Linked DNA regions of Homo sapiens: region 1 is linked to region 2. A link is a contact called in ENCODE Hi-C or POLR2A ChIA-PET data. All regions are on one chromosome and are shown on one strand. The core of a region is the stretch at or near the end of the contact, and the rest is flanking DNA. Distances in the headings are between cores, read along the strand shown.

What was found. Hi-C counts contacts between places; a loop is a spot of excess contacts on that map. ChIA-PET counts read pairs that join two places held with the same protein, here RNA polymerase II (POLR2A). Pooled maps may share reads with other maps.
Region 1: a loop to region 2 is called in a map of endothelial cell of umbilical vein, with 9 times the contacts of the local background. The contact joins two enhancer-like sites. A Hi-C loop is called at or near these places in 1 of 168 maps with a recorded cell type or tissue (endothelial cell of umbilical vein) and 1 of 50 pooled maps. POLR2A ChIA-PET finds 5 or more read pairs at or near these places in 1 of 52 experiments (activated T-cell).

The regions. Positions count from the first base shown.
Region 1 is chr15:39,359,151-39,364,347 of GRCh38, reverse strand. The region is part of intron 1 of LOC105370777 (a long non-coding RNA gene); the gene reads left to right. Among named protein-coding and RNA genes, the nearest start is that of LINC02915, 110 kb to the right of the region's middle. Within about 2 kb of position 1,392, at least 3 of the 41 ENCODE cell types and tissues checked have a DNase peak (open chromatin) inside an H3K27ac peak, as active enhancers do; they include endothelial cell of umbilical vein, where a contact is called at or near this core.
Region 2 is chr15:38,841,229-38,846,759 of GRCh38, reverse strand. No RefSeq gene overlaps it. Among named protein-coding and RNA genes, the nearest start is that of LINC02694, 150 kb to the right of the region's middle. Within about 2 kb of position 2,364, at least 2 of the 41 ENCODE cell types and tissues checked have a DNase peak (open chromatin) inside an H3K27ac peak, as active enhancers do; they include endothelial cell of umbilical vein, where a contact is called at or near this core.

The DNA.
Region 1 (5,197 bases), core at 143-2,642, 520 kb before region 2:
GAGCCTGTATTAAATGTCAGTATGAGAGAGAGCTGTGCAACCATGTGACTTTGCCTCTCTGTTTGTGATAAAAATATTGTTGAAGATTTTTCCCATTGTGTCATTTAATGGCACTTAAAAGAGTCCACATGATTTCTCCTAGGATGTTTGTTCTCTTTTCAAGAATAAATGAGCTTCTTTCTGTCAGATAGTGATTTAGATAGGCTTCCCGTTTGTCCTTTAATGTCTGGCTCCCAGTGTTCAGTCATAAGAATCCATCGCTGAGGTGAAGCATTCATATTTTGCTAATTTTTGTGTTTGGCTCTATTTCTTTTTTTATGTGTCATTGTGTTTCTTCTGAATTAGTTACATTCCTGAAACTTGACCTTTAGTGTTTAATGTTGCTTCATCATCAAATAAAGTTTGAACTTTTGACCTGGTACTCATGGTCCCACGTGTCTGATCCCAAACTCCTGGTCATTCTTATTTGCTGCTACTGCTCCTCATGTGCCCTTTCTCCAACTGAACTATTTGCTCTCCCCAGTACATGCCTCCTATTTTCTTGCCTTCATGCCGATGTTCGTGCTGTTCCCACTATTTGGGGACCTGAGGAAAATTGAAAAGTGTATTAACAGCTATAGCGGGATATGGAGCAGAAAGTTTATAGGGGAAGAATAAGATTGTCCATCAGAACGTTTGGAACCCATTGGAAGAGAAAATGTGAAACACCCTGAGCCCTTCTTTACTGCACGTGCTCTGGCATGATGCCATTATCCTTTCCATATGGGAAGACTTGTCCTTGAAAGTTCACCTTTTGAATGTGCAGAGACTCATTTTTGTTCTTATTTGTCTGGGGTGTGGGAGAAAGGGGGCGGCACGGAGATGGTGTTGAGAGGGCAGGAGTCACACAGATCATGTGTTGGGCACAGGCGTGCTAAAGCCATCTGTTTCTCTTTGGATAGTCATCCAAAACCTTTTAGGCATTTGCCACCCCACACCCCACCTCCCAAAGCCAAAAGCTTGCGCATATGCCCCAAGGAATAGGATCCCAGGAATTTACCTCATGTTTATAATCCTATAATCTTCTTGGGTGGGGAGGAGAGAATGGGAAGCCATTGGAGTTATTCCTGAATATGACCAGGCATTTGGGGTCTGAATGTTTTTGAGAAGTCATGAGAGAAAAATGTGAAAAGAAAATACGTATGGGGCAATATTCACAAACTCTGATTTTTTCCATGACCCCTTCTTTATTTATTTCCTCCTTTTTTGTTTTTCTTGTGCATTTTGTAGGATAGAGTCTTGGCTCTATTTCAAGCACATTGCAGAGGAATGGTGGAAAGGGATTGCGGTTAGCTAGGTTATCCTGAAAAACAACAAAGAAATTGAATACTCAACTTGGCAGTGGCCCAGACGTCTTCCAGTGGATAGTGGTCTGCTATAAGCACAAAAGACCCACGCACAGGGGCTTGAAAATGTGGTTAGGCCTATTTACTTTTCAGCACAGAAGGAAATTAGAAACAGAGGTCTGGATTGCCACTGAGAGGCAATTTTGAGTTAATTAATGAAGCGAGGGAATCCAATGGCAGTAACAGAGTCAGTTTTCCACTTTGGGCCTGGAAGCAGGACCTCAAGTGATTCTAGTAATCTGAATCTTGTGTGGCTGCCCAGGGAGCTGTCTGCCATTTCAACACACCTGGCTGCAACATTGTAGAATGCAGACCTCCTTACCTGTTTTTGTATTGTGCTGTCACTAGTGGTTAGAAAATATTTTGCGAAGGTAGCTGTACAGTGACAATGGCACTGAGAAATATTTACATGTTAATTATGATGACAGCAGTTAGGGTAATGGTTAAATGTTAGAGAAAAGTCATAAAGACCAAGACTGTGAAATAAGATGACAATATTGATACTGACAGATAAATCTTAAAATAATCTTTCTGCTAGTTGGCAAGTTCACTATAGATAGAGGTCGTGTCTTGCCCAGCTTTGAGCCAACAGTGCCTAGCACACTGAAAGCGTCAATAAATGAATGAAACTCTTCTCATTTGTCTCCTGGCCCTTGAATTGTCCTCTTACAGATGTGAATCTAGTGGTTAAACTATCTTTTTTTTTTTGAGACGGAGTCTCACTCTGTCATCCAGGCTGGAGTGTAGTGGTGCTATCTTGGCTCACTGCAACCTCTGCCTCCCGGATTCAAGTGATTCTCCTGCCTCAGCCTCCCTAATAGCTGGGATTCCAGGTGTCTGCCACCACAACTGGCTAATTTTTTTTTTTTTATTTAGTGGAGACGGAGTTTTACTATGTTGGCCAGGCTGGTCTCAAACCCCTGACCTCGTGATCTGCCCGCCTCATCCTCCAAAGTGCTGGGATTACAGGCATGAGCCATCATGCCCGGCCTGGTTAAAATATCTTTAAAATGTCTTTGAGAGAATATTTTATAGCCAACTCAGTAACTTCTACTCCCGATGCTTATATTCTTAAAGCATTCATTTTGCATTTTAACCTACATCCTACCTGCCGTTATTCAAAACTTTTGTTTTGTTCCGTCCTTCATGAAACTAAATGTCTCCATCTTCCATATAAAGTGGTCTCCTAAGTTAAGTAAATGGTCCAAGTGAGCCACTGCTGTCCTCAAACAGTGAGAGGACCCAGCATACATGAGTCACAAAGCCACATGAATGACAGACACACACATACACACACACACGCATAATGTGTTCTAGAGAAGCAACAATGAAAAACATGTACATGACTATGTGGATGTTTCCTTGGCTAGTATGTTTTTCTGTTGATGCTTTGCTTCTAAATAATATTGAGCTCCTAATCTTGCATAATAGTGTAGCAACTTTTTAACTTTTAGGGGTTAGTTTTTAATTTTCTTGTACCTTTTTAATTTGAAAAATGTCAAACTTAAAAGAGGAAATTCCTATATACTCTTCCTCCCCCCAGGTTATCACCATTTCATTTGATTTTGTTCTCTTTCTCTGCATGTGTTTTTCAATCTTTTTTTTTCATTATTGTTCCCTCAAGGAGGCATTTTAGACCTTTTTTTCCCTAATTACCCCATGGAAGTTTAAGACCACAGACATATCGTGTATCTGTTTGTGTAGTGTGGCCTTTTGGGGAGCCACAAACCATTGTATCTAAGAAATTTCTATCCCCTAAGAGCCGATGTTTACCCTCTAATTTGTCTGTATCACTTGAGAGTAAGTTGGAGACATAGTGTACTTTCCCCTAAATATTTCAGTATTTATTTTCTAAGAACAAGGGCTGCTTCTTACATAACCAAAATACAAATATCAGAATCAAGAAATTGAACATGGGCATAGTATTGACATAGTATTATTATTTAACCCACAGTCCATATTCAAATTCTGTCAATTGTCCCAATAATGCTCTTTATAGCTACTTTTTCTCAGCCAGGTTTCAATCCAGGATACATAGGGCAGTTAGTTGTTGTGTCTCTTTAGTCTCTTTTATTGTAGAATATTTCCTCAGTCTTTCTTGATCTTGACATTTTAAAAGAGTACAGAGTATTCTGTAGAATGCTTCTCAATTTGGTTTTGTCTAGCATTTTGTCTGGATTAGATTCAGGTTATACATTTTTGGTGAAAATGCCATTAAAATGATGTTATGTCTTTCTTGGCACATCGGGACACACATGATGTCAGTGTGTCCCATTACTGGTGATGTTGACTTTGATCATGTGCTTTAGGTGGTGTCTGCCAGTTTTCTCCACTGCAAAGTTACTATCTTCCCCTGGTAATTAATAAGTAATTTGTGGGGGAAATACTTGGATGCTGTGTAAATATCCTGTTTCTCATAAAACGTTATCTGCTGGGTTTAGCATCTATGAATGATCTTTCAACCCTGCCATCCTTCTATAGTTTTTAGGTGGAATTCTGCTGTAGGAAAGAACTTTCTCTTTGCCCTGCTTATCTACTGGACTCCTGAATTCTAATTTTATTCATTAATTCATGATCTGGAACAGAAACCTATAGTAGTGAACAGAGGCTAAAGGCAATTAGCTCATAAGAAACACACAGAACATATCCACACACACATACTAAATGTGTATACACACACAGGACATATATATACACATATACTAAGCGTATACACACACACACACACACACACACACACACACACACACAGAGACACAAAAATATTGGAGACAGCTTCTAAGACCATTTGCTGATGAAGGCATTGCTTATTCCACAAAAGGCAGAACACGTGTGATGGACTTCTCAGAGAAAGCCGAAATCAGTATTCACAGCTTCTAACAGTAAATTGAACATGAAAAAACTCCACTAACTACTGATCATTGGACCTGATTGCTTGTGGTTCTGGGAGAGAGAAGAGACATCTGCACAGGAATTGGAGCCAGGCCCTGCCGCATGCAGCCATCAGCCTCAATGTGACACTATGAGCTTTGGCTGGGAATAAGACACTACATCTTGGCTTGGGGACACAAACCTGGAGTACTACCAGAGTAAGGCAACCAACCCAAAAGCTACTTGACAGGGAGAGGAGTCTACCAAAAAGAAACAAAACAAACAAATTCCCTCCCAAACAAGGTAAGCTTTCAAGAAAAATTACAAAGCACACAAGAATATTTTCTGGCATGAGGATAGTCAACAGACCCAAGAATCTGTGGAGTCCATGCATGAAGAACCAGACATAATGGTGCAATATTAAATGTTAAAATAAGGATTCTTGAATCATCAAATAAGTAAAAGAGGGAAGGGGAACAAAGAATTCTTAAGAATAGATAGGGATTAAAATATAGAAACCTTGGAAGTGAAAAGTGTAGTCATTGAAATAGAAATTGCAAGTGATAAGGTGAACTGTAGACTAGACATCTGGGCCAGTCTAGGGTGAGGCAAGGAAGGTATCCAGGGTGCAAAATGTAAGAAGGCACTCACTGTCGCTGCCAACCCTGAACTAGCGCATGCCCAAGAGTGAGTGACTTCTTACATTGTACACTCTGAGTACCTTGCTTGTCTTACCCTTGTCCCATCGCTGGTTGACACAGTGGAAGGGAAAATTATGAACTGAAGATAAAACTAAAGGAATGACTGGGATAGCAGATAAAGAGGTTTAAAAATGAAAAGAGCAGCTGAGAGATCTGGAAGAAAGCTCCAAATTATATTTTTTAAATCCCAGAGAAGAGAAAAATAAAGAGTAAAAAAAATATTGAGAGGTAACCTGAAAG
Region 2 (5,531 bases), core at 1,115-3,614:
TTTTTCCACCCCTAATTTTAATTGTTTATTGATTCCAATAATTATTTTCTAGGCAACATTTCACTTTCTAAATGGCTGGCTACAGGAAGGTCTTTTGCTGTTGAAATGTTTGGAACAAGAGACTGGTTCTTTGAGGTAATTGTGTATGCATATTTTATGAAAGCTGTTATCAGCTACTCATCCACGACTGTGAAACAGTCTTCCTTCTTTTTATAGAGCTGAAAAAAGATGAGAATAGATGGTTTTCTGTTGCAGCTAGGGTGAGTGTTCATGGAATTCACTTCTTCCACCCCCTGCTGATGCACTTAGTGTTTATCTTCTGTCACATACAGGACCCAAAACAGAACTTTTGTTCACAAGGAGCACGGGTAGAATTAGATGGTGAAAACACTTTTCAACTCTTTCAAAGCTATAACTTTAATAATATTGTAAATAGGCTGGGCACGATGGCTCACACCTGTAATCCCAGCACTTTGGGAAGCCAAGGTGGGAGGATTGCTTCAGCCCAGGAATATTGAGGCCAGGCTGGGCAACATGGCGAGACCCTGTCTCTACAAAAGATGAAAAATTAGCCAGGGGTGGTGGCATGTGCCTGTACTCCCAGCCACTCAGGATGCCAAGGTGGGAGAATCGCCTAAGCCTTGGAGGTTAAGGCTTCAGTGAGCCATGATTGCTTCACTGCATTCCAGCCTGAGTAACAGCGCAAGACCCTGCCTCAAAAAAACAAAAAAACAAAAAAACAAAAAAAAAAGAAAGAAAGAAAGAAAAAGAAAGAAAAGAAAAGAAAAAAAAAGACACTGATTCCTAGGTAAATTATGGAATTTATCTCAAATTAAACTTTGGTTCAGTTCAAGTCCAAATAGAATTGTTTTGCCTCCTTCCCACTAATACAATTTGAGACCCTGAAATACTCAAAGGATTGCCTTTGATGGCATCCTGAGATTTTATCTGGGGCAAAATGGTAATTTTTTCTGTTTAAGGTTGCTGATTTTGTGAAGCTTTTTAAACTGCATTTTGTTTCCCATTCGTTTTCAATTTACTTTCAGTACACTTTGGTATCTGTGGAGGTCCTAATACCTTTTGAGTGGGCATGTAATTATAGTGTAGTAGAAGGCAATAGTGGGTCACAGCTGACAGAGCAGGCTCCTGCCAAAACTAATTTTCATTGATAGGATTCCTACAACTGAATCAAACATAGGAAGCCCATATCAATCAGAGTGAACTACTGTAGAGTTCTACCCAAACCATTTTAGCTTCTCTGGGCTCCATTTTTTTTGCAGAATAGAGACATTGGCTGAGATTATCTCCTTCCTGCTGCCTCCCAGAAGGTTAATGCCAGGAGGTCCAGGATACATCTCATGATTTAATTATCAGATCCCCTTTCTTTAGAATTTCCTCTTGAGCTGCCCAAGTCTTATTATTGATTTTTGGGAGTACCTGGGACTACAGGCTTATGCCATCATGCCTGGCTAATTTTTAAATTTTTTGTAGAGATAGGGTCTCACCATGCTGCCCAGGCTGGTCTCAAACTCCTGGGCTCAAGCAGCCCTCCTACCTCAGCTTCCCAAAGTGCTGGGGTTACAGGCATGAGCCACCACGCCAGGCCTATTTTTCTGTATAAACTGAGTATGTATTTAAGATTTTTATGCATATTTTGAAAGTTTTACATTGCTGGTCAAAGTTAAAAAAGTATTCTTTTGTAGGCTGATAGTTTACTTAAAACATATTTGAGAAAGCTTTTGGTTTCTATTTCCAGTTGCTCAAACCATGTTTCGGAATTTCTAAATCATGTACATTTGCTTTTGTTCTTTTTGTTCTCACCCCTTATCAGGCAGCAGTGTTTAATAATCCATAGGCTATAGACCTCTGCAGGACTCTCTGGAATCTTAGCCACTTTGGATTTCCTTATAGCAGTGACATCATTTCTATTGCTAATTCTATGCCAATGCCCCTTTGGGGAATGCATTTATTCCTAAAATACACTGTCATAAAATTAAATGACTATATCAATTGCCAACAATATATTTTATACAAATGACATTTTGTTCCCAAAAATAAATCACTATGGGAAAGATACCTCACAAATCATGTTTTGTGAGGCTCTAAGTTTCAATTCTAACAACATCCTCACCCCTCCCCATTTACAGTAATCTGCCTTAGAGATTCGTAGCTTATCCAATTAATAAGCTTTCTCATCAAAATCTGGCATTTAACTGACATGAGCTTTCTTTACCAATTTTATCCTGTGTCTGTGTGTATACTCTGTTTGGAGGAATGTGCATTTGAATGGAGGCTGAGGCAGAGATGGAGGGGGAAGGATGTGCAGGATTATCAGTGGCATGCCTTGTGTGTGAGTGAGCCTGGATGTGCCTGCAATGGAATTTCCTCTGGTCGTTAATCATGAACATATTTATTACTTGAACCTTGTTTTTCCCCTGATGTGTGTGTTAAATCATATATTTTCCATCCTAACATAAGTAATTAAGTTTTGAGTTATTTATATATCCCTATTTTACTTCCTCATTGCAAAGGGTAAGTGAAACAGAATGAACTCACAAGTTAACACAATTGTATTAAGGCAATGCACTCAGTGGCAAAACTAAAAACTGAAACGGAAAAGCTTGCTTTCAGTGTCTCCTTCTTAGATTATTTAAAACGTAGAAAAAATCAAGCAATATACACCAATATAAGAGCCAATTCCATAAAGTATTAGTGACAATAAATCTCCTACAGACAGAAACTTTGTAAGAGGTTCAAAATAGACACAGTAAGAGTAAGTATGACTGGGCATAATGGCTCACACCTGTAATCCCAACGCTTTGGGAAGCCAAGGCGAGCAGATCACGAGGTCAGGATATCGAAACCATCCCGGCCAACGTGGTGAAACCCTATCTCTACTACAAATACAAAAATTAGCTGGGTGTGGTGGCATGTGCCTATAATCCCAGCTACTCAGGAGGCTGAGGCAGGAGAATCTCTTGAACCCGGGAGGCAGAGATTGCAGTGAGCTGAGATCATGCCACTATACTCCAGCCTGGAGACAGAGAGAGACTCCATCTCAAAAAAAAAAAAAAAAAAAAAAAAAAGATTAAGTGCATGTCCCAAATCAATCCATGACACAAAACAATGCATCCCACTACCATCCTTTTCCAAACACAAGACTATTTCTGTATTTTTTGGTTACATTGCTTCTATGCTAACATGAATTAAAAAGAGCTTGGTTTTGTTCTGCCTCACAAATTGTAATGCTGTTTGCATTTCTCACTGTGCTACAATGAAACTTTATTGCCACCCGCTAATCCCTGGAATCTCTGTATCCAGAGTGTAGAAGTAATGAAGATACAAATAACCAAACCACTAAAACCCTAGACGGCAACTCAAGAATTTGGCAGTGTTTCATTTTTAATTGCAATTATTATTTTGTTTCTTGAATCTTTATTGTGGTTCCATCGCTTTAGAGACACCCAGCTACCCTCTACAACAGTTTTCCAATGTGAAACTAATCTAGCCACTGCCAGATGGTATGGCTTATGCTTTTTTCCCTCCTGGAGAGAAGAATTTGAGATTATATGCTATTGGAAAAACATGATTGTTGTTATTCCAAAATGTGCAAGTCATGGTGTATATTCCTCCAGAAATGTTTGTACCAGTCCATGGCTTCAACCCAGAATCCCTCCTACCAGCCTGAAAGACCAAGTTGGAAAGTTATTTAGGACTTTAGAGACATATGCTCAACTTTGCATCTCATTCTCAACTTGACCTGTGGTCAGTTTTGAAATTTAACCTACTTTTTAAACATTTAGTTTAGGGACTAAGACAAAAAAGCTCAATAGGGTTAGGTAAAGTGCTTAAATAATGGGGATGATTTTTCTTGATGAGGGAAGCTATCTTCAAGGCTGCAAAGAGGGTTAGGACAAGGATGGTAGCCACAAGTTGTGTATTTTATTTGAGCATGAGCCAAAATAAACTTATTAACTGTTAGCTGAAAGCAGGCTAGAAATAAGACATTTCTTACTTTATATTTTTAAGCTTTTAATTGTATTAAAAATAAATTTCTCTTTCAATATTAAAAAAGAATAGATAGAACTAAATAGAAAATAAACAGCTATGTCAACTTAAGACAAATTAAAGGACTTTTCAAAGTTCTCTTTGTGCAGTCCTAAGAATGCTCAGTCTATTACTAGTGCAAAGAATTTCAGAAACAAGTCACCATCATGAGCTGACAGGAAAATAAATTCAGGCTCATTCTTGAAATCCAGGATTACAAGGCACTTCACTCTCAGATTGGGCCCCCCAGTTTCCATCACACCACAGCTGGGTGGCAAAAGGTCAACATACAGCCATTTTTAGGACTAAAAGATACTGAGCCCTTGAAAATTGCAGACTATTTACTGTTGTCCCACAGTAATTGTGGAAGAGTCTTGGAAGCTCTTCTGAGAAATCCAGTGTAGTAAGAATGGAGAGAGAAAACGACAATATGAATAAAGGAAATCTAAGAGGGTTACAGGAACTAAAGAAATGACAGGAGTTCCTCCTCCCTTGCAGCAGGGGCTACAAATAGCCAGCTTCTATGGTACTCATTGACAAGACCTCAGACTTTTGAACGATCATTCAGCAGCTTTGTTCTGTTCAACAGACACTGATAAATGTTCCATGCACTGCACTAGGTTCTGGGGATACAATAATGCAATACATACAGAATCTCTCCTGACATGACTTAAGCTCTGAAGGAGGCCACAGATGGGTAAACCAGTAATTTCAATAAATCATTCTTCCCCTTCTCTCTTCACCTGGATGAGTGCAGCTCAGCCCTCCAGGGGAGCTTATATGACTCCTCCATGGTAGAAAGCCTCCTCAACTTACCCAGCTGGCTCGGTGTTCACGGTTGTGTTTCACAACGCTTTTCACATTTGTCATTTAGGAACATGTTTGTGTAGGCCGGGCGTGGTGGCTCACACCTGTAATCCTAGCACTTTGGGAGGCCAAGGTGGGCTCATCACGAGGTCAGGAGATCGAGACCATCCTGGCTAACAAGGTGAAACCCCCATCTCTGGTAAAAATACAAAAAGAAAAAATAGCCAGGTGTGGTGGTGGGCACCTGTAGTCCCAGCTACTTGGGAGGCTGAGGCAGGAGAATGGCATGAACCCAAGAGGCGGAGCTTGCAGTGAGCCGAGATCATGCCACTGCACTCCAGCCTGGGTGACAGAGTGAGACTCCATCTCAAAAAAAAAAAGTTTTTGTGTAAATATTTTCTAGAATACATTTTCTGTATAAAGGAAACTATCTGGTTTTGCCAATGCAGTCTTCCAAGCACAGAAGACAATACGTAGCACGCAGGAGGTATTCAAAGTAAACTTGAAGAATCAATCAATGAGAGGTGTTAAAAGCAATGATGAAAGTATACATGGGACACAGTATGAGCACAGAGAAAGGGTACTTTCCTGTGTCCTAAAAAAGGTAACCCATCTGGATTGTGAAGGATCTGTCTATGTTACCCAGGCAAGAAAGGAGGAGACTAGCATACCCAACT